Linked DNA regions of Homo sapiens: region 1 is linked to region 2. A link is an interaction called in ENCODE POLR2A ChIA-PET data of the cell type or tissue named here. Cell type or tissue: Panc1. All regions are shown on one strand. Links, peaks and the distances in the headings refer to the core of each region. The heading gives the core; the rest is flanking DNA.

The links. Peaks named below come from ENCODE experiments on the same cell type or tissue, not always from the same donor. Only the 100,000 strongest peaks of a DNase experiment are listed, where the experiment ranks them.
Region 1: POLR2A ChIA-PET joins it to region 2 with 5 read pairs; 4 of 35 experiments call an interaction of 5 or more read pairs at or near these places.

The regions. Positions count from the first base shown.
Region 1 is chr1:224,124,004-224,126,503 of GRCh38, forward strand. All of the region lies in intron 1 of FBXO28 (F-box protein 28), which reads left to right. Among named protein-coding and RNA genes, the nearest start is that of FBXO28, 11 kb to the left of the region's middle. In Panc1, for the core only: no CTCF peak of the experiment used is centred there; no DNase peak of the experiment used is centred there.
Region 2 is chr1:224,062,491-224,075,087 of GRCh38, forward strand. It overlaps LOC105373061 (a long non-coding RNA gene), which reads left to right. Exons shown (of 3, transcript XR_001737824.1): 2 at 5,008-5,164; 3 at 10,386-10,758. Among named protein-coding and RNA genes, the nearest start is that of FBXO28, 45 kb to the right of the region's middle. In Panc1, for the core only: no CTCF peak of the experiment used is centred there; a DNase peak (open chromatin) is centred at 5,261.

The DNA.
Region 1 (2,500 bases), core at 1-2,500, 58 kb after region 2:
GGAGATTGAGGCAGGAGAATCACTTGAACCCGGGAGGCAAAGGTTGCAGTGAGTGGAGATTGCACCACTGCATTCCAGCCTGGGCAACGAGAGCAAAACTCCATCTCAAACAAAAAAAGACTTGATATTAAAGATTAAACAGGAAAATCACATTTCACAAATGTATAGCCTATGTGTCTTGCATTATTAAGAAGGACCATGGTAGCACAACAAATCTAAAAACAAAGAAAATTTTTCATTACTGACCACAACTAAGAAAACTACATTTATTCTCTTACAGTAGAACAGTGAGTAACAGGAGCCCAAGCTATATCTTTGTTCTTCAGTGATTTATTCTATTCATTCCCTTTTGTTTTTATAGTATATACTTTTCCTAATCTTTCAGTGCCCTGATAGTTTTTGACATGGTCATCATCTTTAGGCTCCATATATTAGGCTTCAGGATTTTATTTTACTGTCTTGGGTAAATTGCCAAATTGTTAGGATTTTTGTTTGGTTGTAGTTACTAGGGAAATAAAATTTCTTCCCTTTAGCTTTGGGAAATTATTAAAATACTCCTAAATTTAGAGCTACACTTTAAATGAGAAAATTTGAGTTACAAGTTAGCATACATTATCAGCAGCTATCATTAAACTGCTTGTCCTGGGGAAATTTAGTATATTTCTTTTTTCCAGATGTGACTTCTTTCTGAATCCTAAACAAAAGTTATATGGTCTCTTTTGTTGTATTGTTTCGTTTTTGAGATGGAGTCTCGCTCTGTCACCCAGGCTGGATGGAGTGCAGTGGCGTGATCTTGGCTCACTGCAACCTTCACCTCAGGTTCAAGCGACCCTCCTGCCTCAGCCTCCCAAGTAGCTGGGATTACAGGCGCCGGCTACCATGCCTGGCAAATTTTTGTATTTTTAGTAGAGATGGGGTTTCACCCTGTTGACCAGGTGGTCTTGAACTCCTAACCTCAGCTGATGCGCCCAGCCGAAAGATGTATGATCTCTTGTGTTTTTGTGCTGTTGGTTAGTCAGTGCTTCTTGAACATTTGAACATACAGGAAAACTACCACATTAAATACTGTTCTTTCCTTACAATATTGCCTAATGTTTAAAATAATTTTTCTTTTTTTTTTTTTCTTTTGAGAGGAGGTCTTGCTATGTTGCCCAGGCTGGAGTAGTGCAGGTGTGATCATCATACACTGCAGCCTCAAACTCCTGGGCCCAAGTGATCCTCCCACCTCAGCTTCCCAAGTAGCTGGGAAGCTGGAACTACAGGCTCATGCCTCTGTACCTGGCTATGCTTAAAATCTTTTTGATGTTGGCTTGTGTAGTGTCATTCTAATTTGTCCATCTTTGTGACCTCCTATTCTCTAATCTTTTTATCAGCTTTTAATTATAAATGTCAGTTGAGGCTCCATTTATAGGCCTTTTTCTCTTATCTTTCACTTCATTTGGGGTTCATGTACATTTATTTCACTATCTCCAGTGAAATTTCCAGAACCACGTCTTTAGTCCTGGTATGATAGCGCTTGCAGAAAATGACCAGCCAGCTCTCCCAATACCAGATCTTTCAAAAGATGGGTGGTCTTTTCCTTTTCTTTTCTTCTTTTTTGTTTATTAAGTCCAACTTCTGCAGAAGGATACTCATTCTCTTTTTTTTTTTTTTTCTGACACGGAGTCTCGTTCTGTCATCCAGGCTGGAGTGCATTGGTGCCGTCTCGGACCACTGTAACCTCCACCTTCCGGGTTTAAGCGATTCTCCTGCTTTAGGTTCCCAAGTAGCTGGAATTACAGGCGCCTGCCACCACACCCAGCTAATTTTTATTTGGGGGTTCACCACGTTGGCCAGGCTGGTCTCAAACTCCTGACCTCAAGTGATCTGCCCACCTCAGCCTCCCAAAGTGCTGGGATTACAGGCGTGAGCCACTGCTCCCGGCCATTCATTCTCTTTTTAAAGTTATTTATCTGATTTCTCGACTCAAAACATGGGAAATTTTATTCCTCTCAGCTTGGCCCACACATCTCATCTGTCTTCGGAAGTAGTTTGCTTGCTAATGGTTTGTTCATTCCAGACTTTGTGCCTTTGCATACACCATTACATCTAACTTAGCAATCTTTGCCCTCTCCTCCTTCAAAGCCTAATTCAAATCTTTTGTCATGTGAGATCTTCTTAATTGGGCCTATCTGGTTATTCTTATTCTCATCACCCAGCCAGTACTTAAATACTACACTAGCCAGCACTCATATTCGAGTTTATAGATTATTGAAAGATATCTAAACCCTAGAAGTTAGCTAGATTCAGTGCAGCAAAACTAGTAAAATAATTTTGACTGAACCTTGAAAATTGTTACAGCAGTAATTGACCTTAATTTTTGTCTTTGTAAATATATTGCTGCTAAAAATTATTTCTTCTCAGAAATTATCAACAAGGTTGTAGAGTCTACAGAGACAAGAAGTGTTTTTCTACAAGGTTGTGTTAGAGGGTACCTCAGTTTATTTTTAAGTCCACTATC
Region 2 (12,597 bases), core at 3,984-6,483:
GGGCAACATGGGGAAACCTGTCTCTACTAAAAATACAAAAATTAGCCAGGTATGGTAGTACGTGCCTGTAATCCCAGCTACTCAGGAGGCTGAGGCAGGAGAATCACTTGAACCCAGGAGGCGAAGGTGAGCCAAGATTGTGCTCACTCCAGCCTGGGTGACAGAGTGAGACTCCATCTCAAAAAATAAAATAAAATAATTTAAAAATTTAAAAAAGAGTACCAGGGAAGGAATTTACATCAGGCCACAGGTGGCTACTAATCCTTTGTCCCTTCCAGAAATTTTTACATTTTCCTTTTAACGAGTCTGTGTCTTTCTCCCTATGAACATTAAAAAGCACATTTGCACAGAACACTGTGCGGCCCACTTGGAATCCAATTCTAAAGGCGAAATAGCCTTCAATTCCATTATTTCTACCACTACCTCGCCCCACTTAGAAGAGGGTGTGCATGTCAGTGTTAAATGCTGCTCCTCCAACGGTTCTTCCAAGAAGCAAAGAAAACAGACTGCTGCAATGGGATCTCTGAGCAATTCTGATTTGCTGGGAATTGCAAAGGTTTTCTTTTACTCAGTGTTCTTGAGGTTTTGCTTCCATCTTCGAGAAATGATCCTTTTACCACTCCAAATTATTCACCTAGAGAGACACTTGCAAGTCCACAGAACACAAAAATGGCACTTATTAAACATTTAAATCACCTATAGGGTAATTATCAGATAAATACAGTATAAGGTTGCATTATTATCGTCTCTATGCCTGACATTTTCATAAAGCCATTTTATTCTGCAGTTTAAGAGAAATGATTACCAATAAAGCTTTTTTTTTTTTTTGAGACAAGAGTCTCACTCTGTCGCCCAGTCTGGAGTGCAGTGGCGTGATCTCAACTCACTGCAAGCTCTGCCTCCCGGGTTCACGCCATTCTCCTGCCTCAGCCTCCTGAGTAGATGGGACTACAGGCGCCCACCTCCACGCCCGGCTAATTTGTTGTTGTTGTTGTTGTATTTTTAGTAGAGACGGGGTTTCACCGTGTTAGCCAGGATGGTCTTGATCTCCTGACCTCGTGATCCGCCTGTCTCAGCCTCCAAAAGTGCTGGGATTACAGGCGTGAGCCACCACGCCCAGCCCAATAAAGCATTTTAATTGAATATTGTCAGTGATTGAGCTTTGGAAGGTTTTTAATTGGGTCATGTGATTTTCTAAAACTACTAAGTTCCTACTTTCTGATTTGAGAAATACATGTGACATTTATAAGTGTAACATCTAGTTACCAAGGGGGAACAAAATCCAAAAACCATAAGAAATCAGAGGGGCAAGGCTGTGACTCCTATCATGCATTCATGCTGCTCCTCTCAGGTGTCTCCTGCCGTCTCTCAGATTACAGCTGTCCACAGCTCACAGGTAATAAACTCAGGCTATTCCAGCTTTCTGACTTCATTTTCATTCAAATCTCAACAAATATTTACAAAGCACTTACTGTATAGTAACACTGCACATGAGGCCAGTCAAATATGAGGAAGACAGTGGTAAATGTGTAAGATGGAGCAAGAGCTGCAACTAAAGAATCAAAGAGGATATCTCTTCTAAATCCAGAGATATGAGAAAGAAAATAGAAAAACTCTTATTAGACGTAGGAGTCAGGGAGCTTACATGAGCAGAAATGCCCAACCCAAGGACAGAATAGAATAAAGAAACCAAGTTAAGACAGTAAATTCTGAGCCAAATCTTTTCTTTCTTTATCTTTCTCTCTCTCTCTTTTTTTTTTTTTTTTTTTTTTTTGTAGCTCCTGGTCTCTGGTTGAAGAGCCAAATCTTTTTGAAGAGTAGTCCTGCGGAGGACCCACTGGGCACCCGCTAGGGAAACAATGGGAGGGATGAAAACAGAGAAGGAAAAGAAAGCGGATCCAGGGTTCCCACCTCCCTGGGTGAACCCGACTATCAATGCCCACATTAGACAAAAGGAGACGAAAAGATGTTTTCCTGGGCTCCTGGTTTGTGTTATTTGAGGCCTTCCTTTTTCAAACAATCTAATCTAATGTATCAGGTATCTGATTCAAGAGGCACATTCATTGACTTTCATAGTTAATTTATGGACTTATGGCTGCTAATATTTGTTGGCTGTTACAAAACTTTATCCACAGCTCATAAAGATTTCTTAGTTGTGAGCAATAGCAATTTAAATCTTTTCTTAGGGCAGGTTTGTTTTTTAGTTTAGTTTTTGTAAGATTATTACAGTAATAGAACTTTGGCACTTTTACTAAGGGAAGGGAATCTTGAAGGATTTCATAACCAACTGTGTTTTCTAGTAAGCTCAGACACACAAAACCCTAGGAAAGAGGCTCAGAAAACATGAGATGTAAGGTGAGGTTTGGCATAGACTTTGAATGAGGAATGGCAAAGGCTGGCATCTTCATTCCAAAGTACCCACTGGCACACAGCATTTGCTAAGCAATTTACCAAGACAACAGGGGTAGCTTCCTTGGCTTTTTATTTATAAAAGCATGCTAGACACATCTTAGAACAGTGACTGGGAAGTCTGTCTGATATTATTGTTGTTACTGTTATTATTATTATTATCACTTTTTTGACAATCCTGAGATTTTTTGAACTCTGATAATGTGCCATGTAGAAGACAAACTAAGAGGCTGGGCACAGTGACTCACGCCTGTAATCCCAGAACTTTGGGAGGCTGAGGTCAGGAGTTCGAGACCAGCCTGGGCAGCATGGTGAGACTCCCATCTCTACTAAAAATACAAAAATTAGCCAGGTGCAGTGGCAGGCGTCTGTAATCCCAGCTACTCAAGAGGCTGAGGCAGGAGAATCGCTTGAAGCCAGGAGGCAGAGGCTGCAGTGAGCCAAGATTGTGCCACTGCACTGTAGCCTGGGCCACATCTCAAAAGAAAAAGAAAAAGAAAGTAGACAAACTAAGATAGAAAGGAAAGAAGAGACTTTTCAGAAAATCTATTTTTTAAGCTCTTGATTCATAAAGTACAAAATGATACTGGTCAAATAATTGCTTCAGAAGTCTAACCCTAAAGAAAATCGTATCACCTTCTGTAAGAAATCTGTAAGATTGCCAAAGTAAACAGTATGTTCTCACTGCCCAGAAAGGCCCCACCTGTCACCTTTCTGGCAGAAGAGTGAAGGGAAGTAAAAGGTGAAAGTGCACAAGGAAGTTGCAACCTCAGTGAACCACAAAACCATCCCCACAGGCAGGCAGTTGATATATGAAAATTCCATTGCTATTTGGTCATTTTTAAGAATAATTTTCTTAACTGTTTTTACTTAAATTTTTTCAAAATCAGTTATAAACTTTCCTTATGGGCCGGGCACCATGGCTTATGCCTATAATCCCAGTACTTTGGGAGGCCAAGGCAGGAGGATTGTGTCAGCTCAGGAGTTTGAGACCAGCCTGGGTAATATAGTAGGACCTCTGTCTCTTCAAAAAAAAAAAATAACATAATTAGCTAGCATCAAGGCACACGCCTACAGTCCCAGCTACTTGGGATGCCAAGGCAGGAGAATTGCTTGAACCCAGGAAGTTGAGGCTGCAGTGAGCCATGATCACGCCACTGCACTCCAGGCTGGGCAACAGAGCGAGACCCTGTCTCAAAAAAAAAAAAAAAACTTTTCTCATGAAAAATTCCCTGAAATATAAAAATGTATTCCAAGGCTGGGTGCAGTGGTTCATGCCTGTAATCCCAGCACTTCGGGAAGCCAAGGCAGGTGAATCGCTTGACGTCAGGAGTTTGAGACCAGCCTGGCCAGCATGGTGAAACCTCATCTCTACTAAAAATTAGCCAGATGTGGTGGTGGGCGCCTGTAATCCCAGCTACTCAGGAGGCTCAGGCAGAAGAATTACTTGAACCCAGGGGGTGGAGGTTGCAGTGAGTCAAGATTGTGCCACTGCACTCCAGCCTGGGCCACAGAGTGAGACTCTGTCTCAAAAAAAAAAAAAAAAAAAATTGTCCAAGCAATAGCACACACACCAAGCCTCACAAATCACCACCAGCTTTACATTTTAGATTGTGATCATACGGAGCATACACAGGCTGAGGGCTCTACTGGAACTCATTTTCCATCTGCAGAAACCACTATCTGGATAAATCTTTACCCAGAGAAGAAGCATCATCTTTGTCCCAAAAGCCAGATGGTCTAATAGTATACCGGGGCTCTCTGTACCTCAGTTTCCTCATCTGTAATTGCCTTATGCAGTTGTATACATGCCCTAGTACTGTTTCTTTTTTTAACTTTTTTTCTTGCCTCAGGAACTTTGCACCTAGTACTGGTTTTAAAAGTGTACTACCAACATTAAGATGAGATCCAAAGGAAAATTTGAGTGGAGCCTGAGCAGTACAACTTGTAGCTTCCCCCTCTAAGAATTTTTTTTTTTTTTCTTGAGATGGAGTCTCACCCTGTTGCCCAGGCTGAAGTGCAGTGGCGTGATCTCGGCTCACTGCAACCTCCACCTCCCAGGTTCAAGTGATTCTCCTGCCTCAGCCTCCCAAGCAGCTGGGATTACAGGCATGCACCACCACATCCGGCTTATTTTTGTATTTTTTTAGTAGAGACGAGGTTTTGCCATGTTGGCCAGGCTGGTCTCGAACTCCTGGCCTCAAGTGATCTGTCCGCCTCAGACTTCCAAAGTGCTGGGATTACAGGCGTGAGCCACTGCACCCGGCCTCCCTTTAAGAATTAATTTCCCTATTGAATCATTTAAAACAAAAAAGGCTCTGTAGATTATCACTGGGTTTAATCCTGTCTAGAAGCAAGAAACACCAGGGTGAATTTAGCTAAGACCCAATTCTTAAGTACTTGCCTAAATGTCTAGGATAGTTATGAGTGTTTTCCTGAGAATCTTCAAGGAAAGAAATTCAGTTTCCTGAAATAGTTCAGGCTTCAAGTAAAACTGCTACATAGGAGAGTTAAATTAAATAACCTCTAAAAGTTTTTTTCCAACCATGGCTTTCATTTTTAATTGTCTTATGCTTCCCCCTCTCTCTCATTTCAAAGGTAATCAGGAAGTCTCCTAGGATAAGGTTATTATATTCAAGTCCTGCCAAAAAATGTAAGAAAAGAAGCTCCTATTTGAGTGGACCAAAAAGAACAATTATACCTCCTAAAAATAAAATGAACCTAAGCTAAGAAAATGAAAAGGTTTCTAAAGAAGGTCAGTACTTCTTTTTTGGTCTCCTTTCATCACTGTGTGATTTACTTTAATAGTACCCTGTCAAACTAGATGACTCAGTGGCCTCATCACAGCTTACAGAGCATTTCATCTGTGGTCATTCATCCTGCCTATGAAGAAATTGACATGTAGTCACTACAGAGCAACACTGCTCACCAATGGTTGTTCACCACCATACCCTCCTGATCCTTGCCTAATCAAACAGAGAGATGCTATCCTGCTTTTACCTACACAGAAAAAGAAAGAAGATAAAACAATGTTAGGGGGTTGTGGCTCATTGATGGTCAGATATGAAAAGCTGCTTCAAATGCTGTCCCATCAGTTCCTAAAACTGCAACATGAAAATGCATCATCATGACTACCCTTTACCTATCTCCCAAGCGTGAAATTGTTTTCCCCAGTAAAAGTTTAAGGAAATGAAGTAATTGCTGTTTGGGGCAGGAATGCTATGAGTATTACCATGCAGTTTTTTCCTTAAATGTTTAATTAGAAGGAAGTATGGCATTCTTACAGCTATTTTTTAATTAAGCCAGCAGACTCTACCAAGAATCTGATCCCCTCTCTAAGCAGATAATTACAGTGACAAGTGACTTTCAAGTTTATGCCCATATATACTCCTAGACTTCTGATGTGCCCCAGAAGGACGTTACCATTCATGTTCTGAGTGCTGGCCTCTGGGCCTGACCCTGTCTGCCTGGATTTGGAACTTTGCCTTTCCTTAACTTGTGACTTGCCCCCCTAGATTCCAGCCTGTCCTTGACCTCTGGCAACAGCAAACTCGTTAACACCTGCTCCGCATGCATAAATCCTTGCCTTCTGCCCAATTCTTAATTCTGATTTTTGGACTTCTGGACCAGGCTAATCCTTACAGTCTGGGGAGAATGAAAACATTGTTAGACTGAAATAGCTAAGCCCAGAGTTTATGATTAATGAGGACAGACAGGCCAAGGAGTCAGTAACCATACAAATGTTCACAAATGATTTGCCATAAGGCCTTAGATTTTACATATTATATATATGAGGTTCATATGTTATAGCCAGTGTCAGGACACTAACAAGTGAAAGACTTTTCAAACCCAGGTCAGGGAACTCAAAGCATAGCCCTCAAAACGTACCTCAGATCATAGGGCAAATATATGCAGACATATGTAGTCACTGTTGCTGAGCTGAAAGTGTCACCCGTGCCCTGAGGACACGTTTGGTATCTATTTAAGACCTGAGCATTGAGAGGCTGTAAGAGGTGCATAAATTCTGGGAAAGTCTTCATCCTTTACAAACACAAATGCATTGTATGTAAAATTACATGCATTTCTTTGAGGAAACTCTCACTATAAATGTTCAAATATGGTAGGGGCTATAAAATAACAAATGGAGTTTGAACTATAAAAGGCTGGTGTGGAAGACCAAAAGGAATGCACAGTGGAGAATTAGAAGACTTGGTTGGAGAACTTGCTCAGGCACTGATCAGCTGGCTCTCAATTTCTTTGTTAAAAAAATGAGGAATATATTTCTAAATCACGTTTATAGCCCTTTCAGCTCTGAATGATTCTTTGACCTTGACATAGAATAACAGGACTGGAAAGGACCTTAGTTACTTAATTCAACCACTAATCCTTCAGGGACAGAGACAATAGTATCTCCCGGGCCAGCCTATGCCCTTTCCAAAGAGCTCTTATCAGAAGAAAGGTCTTTTTTATCTTGAACTGGCACCTTTCTCTCTGTATTTTCTAGCATTAGTTCAAATGCTGGCCTCCTGGAAAACAATCCAAATTTAATCCTTAACCCACATGACAGCTTTTCACACTCCCCTCTCAAATTCTGTCTCAAGCAAAGCACCGTTAGTTGCTTTAAACATTCTTCATATGCTGAGGTTTTTTTGTTTTGTTTTGTTTTGTTTTGTTTTGTTTGAGACAGAGTCTCACTCTGTTGCCTGGGCTGGAGTGCAATGGTGTGATCTCAGCTCACTGCAACCTCCGCCTCCTGGGTTCAAGTGATTCTCCTGTCTCAGCCTCCCAAGTAGCTGGAATTACAGGCATCCACCACCACACCCGGCTAATTTTTTGTATTTTTAGTAGAGACAAGGTTTCACCATCTTGGCCAGGCTGGTTTCGAACTCCTGACCTCATGATCCGCCCACCTCGGCCTCCCAAAGTGCTGGGATTACAGGCATGAGCCACCGCGCCTGGCCCATATGCTGAGGCTTTAAACCCTATCTCCAACCATTCACTTTTTTTTTTAGAGATGGAGTCTCATTATGTTGCCCAGGCTAGACTCCTAAACTCAAGGGACCCTCTTGCCTCAGCCTCCTGGAGTAGCTGGGAATACAAATGCACACCGCCATGCCACACCCCACCCATTCACTTTTGTCTGCTTCTGTTATATGCTGTCATTGTCCTTCTTAAAGTATGGGGTGGGGGACATCAGAGCATCCAGAAGCAAATACTAAGAAGGCGAGAGGGAGTATCACCTTCTCTCCCCTGTTCTGAGCATTATTCTTCATTAATGCAGCCCACTTATGAATTAGCATTTGAAGAACAGTCATATCACATCATTGAATTACTGCATGTTTATCTTACAGTTTTTTCCACGTGTGGACATTAAGCAACACCTCTTCTATTCCGGGTTGTTTAATCAGGGTTTTTATTCCAAGTATAAAACCTTACAGTTTATCCCTGTTGGATTTCATCTTGTTAATGTTGAAATATCCTATAAGAAAAGTCCGAAGCAAAAAGGAATCAGTAATGGGTCTTAAAGGAAAAAGAAATAGGAAGTAGTCCCAGAAATGCAAGGAGTTAACTAGGAAGCCTAGCTGAGGGACTACTAAATTAAGAGGGCAGATGGAACCCTGTGTTTATTTTTGCTTCCTCCTAAAACTCTAATGAATCAACATAACAAGATTCTTTCTAAGGCACAAACTCACAAAGAAGGATGGAAAAGCCGTAACAGCAATAAAATTTTGGAATTTGAAAAGGTGATGACCAAGTGGCAACTAACTAGCACATCTGAGAAAGCAGTTCTTAAGCTAGAAATGGGGAAAGCCAAAAAGCAATTTGATATTCACCCCCCAAGTCCTAAAAGGCTCAGGAATTGGTGGTATGAGGTTCTACTGAAAGTGAGGGGGAAGGAGGGCTAAAAGCAGATTGATTGGATGAAGAGTGTTTTAAGAACACGTAGGATCCCTGGAGCTTCTGCTCCACCTCATCAGTAGGAGGCATATTATCTGGACAATAAGGCACTATTGAAGGTTGGCGTACTGTTTCCAGGAGATTAAAGGGAGTATTCTCAGCTCAGTCTTTTTCTTTTTTTTTTCTTCTCTTCTCTTCTCTTCTCTTTAGACAGGTTCTCACTCCATCAACCAGGCTGGGGTACAGTGATACAATCTGAGCTCCTCTGCCTCCCCAGCTCAAGCCATTCTCCCACTTCAACCTCCTGAGTGGCTGGGACCACAAGTGCACATCAACATGCCTGGCAAATTTTTTGTATTTATTTTTATTGTTGAGATGAGGTCTCGCTATGTTGCCTAGGCTGGTCTCAAACTCCTGGGCTCAAGCAGTCCACCCACCTTTGTCTCGGAAAGTACTGTGATTGCAGGCATGAGCCACCATGCCTGGCCAGCTCAGCCTTTTTTTTTTTTTTTTTTTTTTTTTTTTTTACAAACAAAATATTAGAGCATCTTCTCTACAGAATCCGACCAGTCCAAGAGGAAATACCAAATAATTTCAACTTTAAGGGTTCCTCAATGACATTCCTCCCTTCCATGGTACCGGTCCATGGCCTGTTAGGAACTGGGCTGCACAGTAGGAGGTGAGCAGCGGGCCAGCAAATGTTATCACCTGAGATCCACCTCTTGTCAGATCAGCAGGAGCGTTAGATTACATAAAGGTGTGAACCCTGTTGTGAACTGCACATGTGAGGGATCTAGGTTGTGTGCTCCCTATGAGAATCTAATGTCTGATGATCTGAGGTGGAACCAGTTTCATCCTGAAACCATCCCCCAACCCCAGATCATCATACAATGAAGCCCACAAATAAGCCCCACCCACATGCTCAGATCTTCCAAACAGCCTGCAAGAGTGCCTCTCTTGAATATAAGTAGCTATCTAAGACTCACCAAGCATCTGAGGCAAACCTCCAGTATGATAAACAGACCACAACAAACAGAAAACAAAACACCTAACTTGGAGGAAACAGACTGCAGAGAAAATAAGACACCACAAAACTGTAATTAATAACCTTAGAAAGATAAGAAGATATTGCATTCAAGAAATAAGGATATTTAGAGATTATTAGCAGAAATGAAAATCTCAGTGAAAGATTTGAAAGATACAGTTGAAGAAATTTCCCAGAAAGTGGAGCAAAATGACAAAAAGACAGGAAATAGGAATGTAGAGATTTAAAGAAAATAAAAAGATCATTCAAGAATACCTAGCACTTGAATAACAAGAATTCTATAAGACAGCAGTCCCAAAGCTTCTTGGCACCAGGGACCGGTTTTGTGGAAGACAATTTTTCCATGGATAGGGGTTGGGGTTGGGGCATGGTTTCAGGGTGAAACTGTCCTGTCTCAGATCATCAGATATTAGATTCTCATAAGGAGCACACAACCTAGATCCCTCACATGTGCAGTTCACAATAGGGTTCACACCTCTATGAGAATCTCCTACTGATTTGACAAGAGGTGGAGCTCAGGCAATAACACTCACTTGCCCGCTGCTCACCTCCTACTGTGCAGCCCAGTTCCTAACAGGCCATGGACCGGTCCCAGGCCATGAACCAGTACCAGTCCACAGCCCAGGGGTTTGGGAATCCCTGCTCTAAGAGAAGAATTGGGAAAAAAAATCAAAGGGAGGAAATTATCAAAGACATCATTCAAGAAAATTTATCAGAACTGAAAGGCATAAGTTTTCAGATGGAAAAGGCCCATCTAATCCCAGCACAATATGTGAAAATAGAACCACAGAAAAAAACACATGTACATGACATTTAAGAACACTGGGGTTTATAAAAAATTTCAGAAAAGAAAACAGGCCATATATAGAGTAGAGAGTCAAAATGTCTAGAATCCAGAAGAAAATGGAGCAGTGCTTTCAAAATTCTGAGGAAAAATTATTTCCAGCCCAAAATTCACATATTAATTAAGCATAAGGGCAAAATGAAGACATCTTCAGACATGAACTGTCTAAAAATTACCTCCTATGTACAGTTTCTTAGGAAGCTACTGAAGGATGTATACCACCCAAACAAAGGAGATAATGAAAGGAGAGAAAGATATAAGAAACAGAAGCTCCAACTCAAGAGAAAAGCATAAAGCATCCCTAGGAGAATGGTGAAGAGATATCCTGGGAAGATAATTATGCAGCAGGCACAGAGAGCAGCCAAGTCAAATGGAGTAAGTTGGAAATCTCAGGGAAAGATTTCTCCAAAAAGATGAAAATGATAGAATATGTGACGAGCTTGAAACTGTTGAGAGATTTAGGCAGTTGGGGAGAGATTGTGGTTGAATTAGTTATAACTACAGAGAAAACCAAGGGGAGGGGGGAAATAAGACAATTATTAACCTCAGAGAAATTAAAAAGTTGTGCAAGAAAGAATAAATAATCACAATATACTACACAGTTCATCTGCAAATAGTGGTTATTATAATGAAAACTTGGAATTGTGCTCCAACCAGAATAGAGTGGGCCAATGGAAAGTGTACATAGATATGGTAGTGGTGTGGTGGCGGGGGCAGTGGTGAAAGAAAATTCAATCTTTATCTTTCATGGTAGGAAGTCAATAGATAATGTCTAACACTGAAATACCAAGAAATAACAATATAAGCATGTTATTTAGAAATAGGAAGATAAATACCAAAAAAGCAGTGTAAGTATTTGAAAATTGTTGCCTCTGAGGAAAGAAGGATGCAGGGTAAAGCAATATTTTTGTAACAAGGCTTGCAGAATTACTCATCTCTTTAAACTATGAGCACAATAACAGTGATATAGTTAGGATGTTTGTCCCCTCCAAATCTCATGTTGAAATACAATCTCCAATGTTGGGAGTGGGACCTAGTGGGAAATGTTTGGGTCATGAGGGCAGATCCCTCTTGAATGTCTTGGTGCTGTCCTTGTGATAGTGAGTGAGTTCTAGCAAGATCTGGCTGTTTAAAAGAGTGTGGCACCTCCCTGCTCCTCTCTTTCCATGTGATACTTCGGCTCTCCCTTTGCCTACTGCCGTGATTGGAAGCTTCCTAAGGCCTCATCAGGAGCCAAGCAGATGCTGGCATCATGCTTCCTGTACAGTCTGCAGAACCACAAGCCAATAGAACCTCTTTTCTTTATAAATTACCCAGTCGCGGGTACTTCTTTATGGCAACACAAATGGACTAACACAAATGGTAGTAGAAATAAAAACTAATTTGAAACCAGAATGAATAAATGAATGAAGAAAGCAAGTAGGAAAGCCATGTACCCTCCCTAAGAAAACCCTTTGATGATGAATAAAGAGAAAATAGAAAAAAAAAAAAAAAAAAAAAAAAAAAAAAGAAAATAGAACTCATCCAACACATCAAAGCCAAGTGGGAAGGGGACCAGAAGTGAAGCCAGGGAAGAAAGACCACCACTTGAACATATAATTAGATTTGTGAGGAAGAAGCATGGGTCAGTCACCAAGGACTGTCAATTTCATCTTCTGGATGTTTCTTGATTTCATTTACTTTCCTCCAACTTTATTCCTGCTATCTCAATTATGGCAACCAGCATCACCCTCCTGTGATCCCTCTGATAAAATACTGTTGTGGTTTTTCATTGCTCTTAGCATAAAACCAAGTAATTTATCAGGGAAATGATATGACTTATTTCCTTCCTTCCTTCCTTCCTCCCTTCCTTCCTTCCTTCCTTCTTTCTTTCTTTCTTTTCAGAAAAAAAAAATTCCACCCTGTCGTCCCGGGTGGAATGCAGTGGCACAATCTTGGCTCACTGCAACCTCCGCCTCCCGAGTTCAAGCAATTCTCTTGCCTCAGCCTCCCGAGTAGCTGGGATTACAGGCGCCTGCCACCACAACCAGCTAATGTTTGTATTTTTAGTAGAGACAGGATTTCACCATGTTGGTCAGGCTGGTCTCAGACTCCTGACCTCAAGTGATCCACCCGCCTCAGTCTCCCAAGATTTCTATTTTAGAAAGGGAATCTGGCTGCTGTGGAGAGTGGATTGAAAGAATAAAGCTAGAGCAGGGTGACTGTTGCAGTAACATAGGAGAGTGCCACATTCACCTCATATACTCAGCATCCAGTGAGTGGCTGACGTGGCAGATGTTCAATGACTATTTGTTGATGAGAGCCACTTATGCCCTGAGTGCATGATACTATATCTATTGCTGGGAATAATTTAGTAAAAACGTGATTGCTATAGCCAATTAGAAGAAAATAATGATAATAA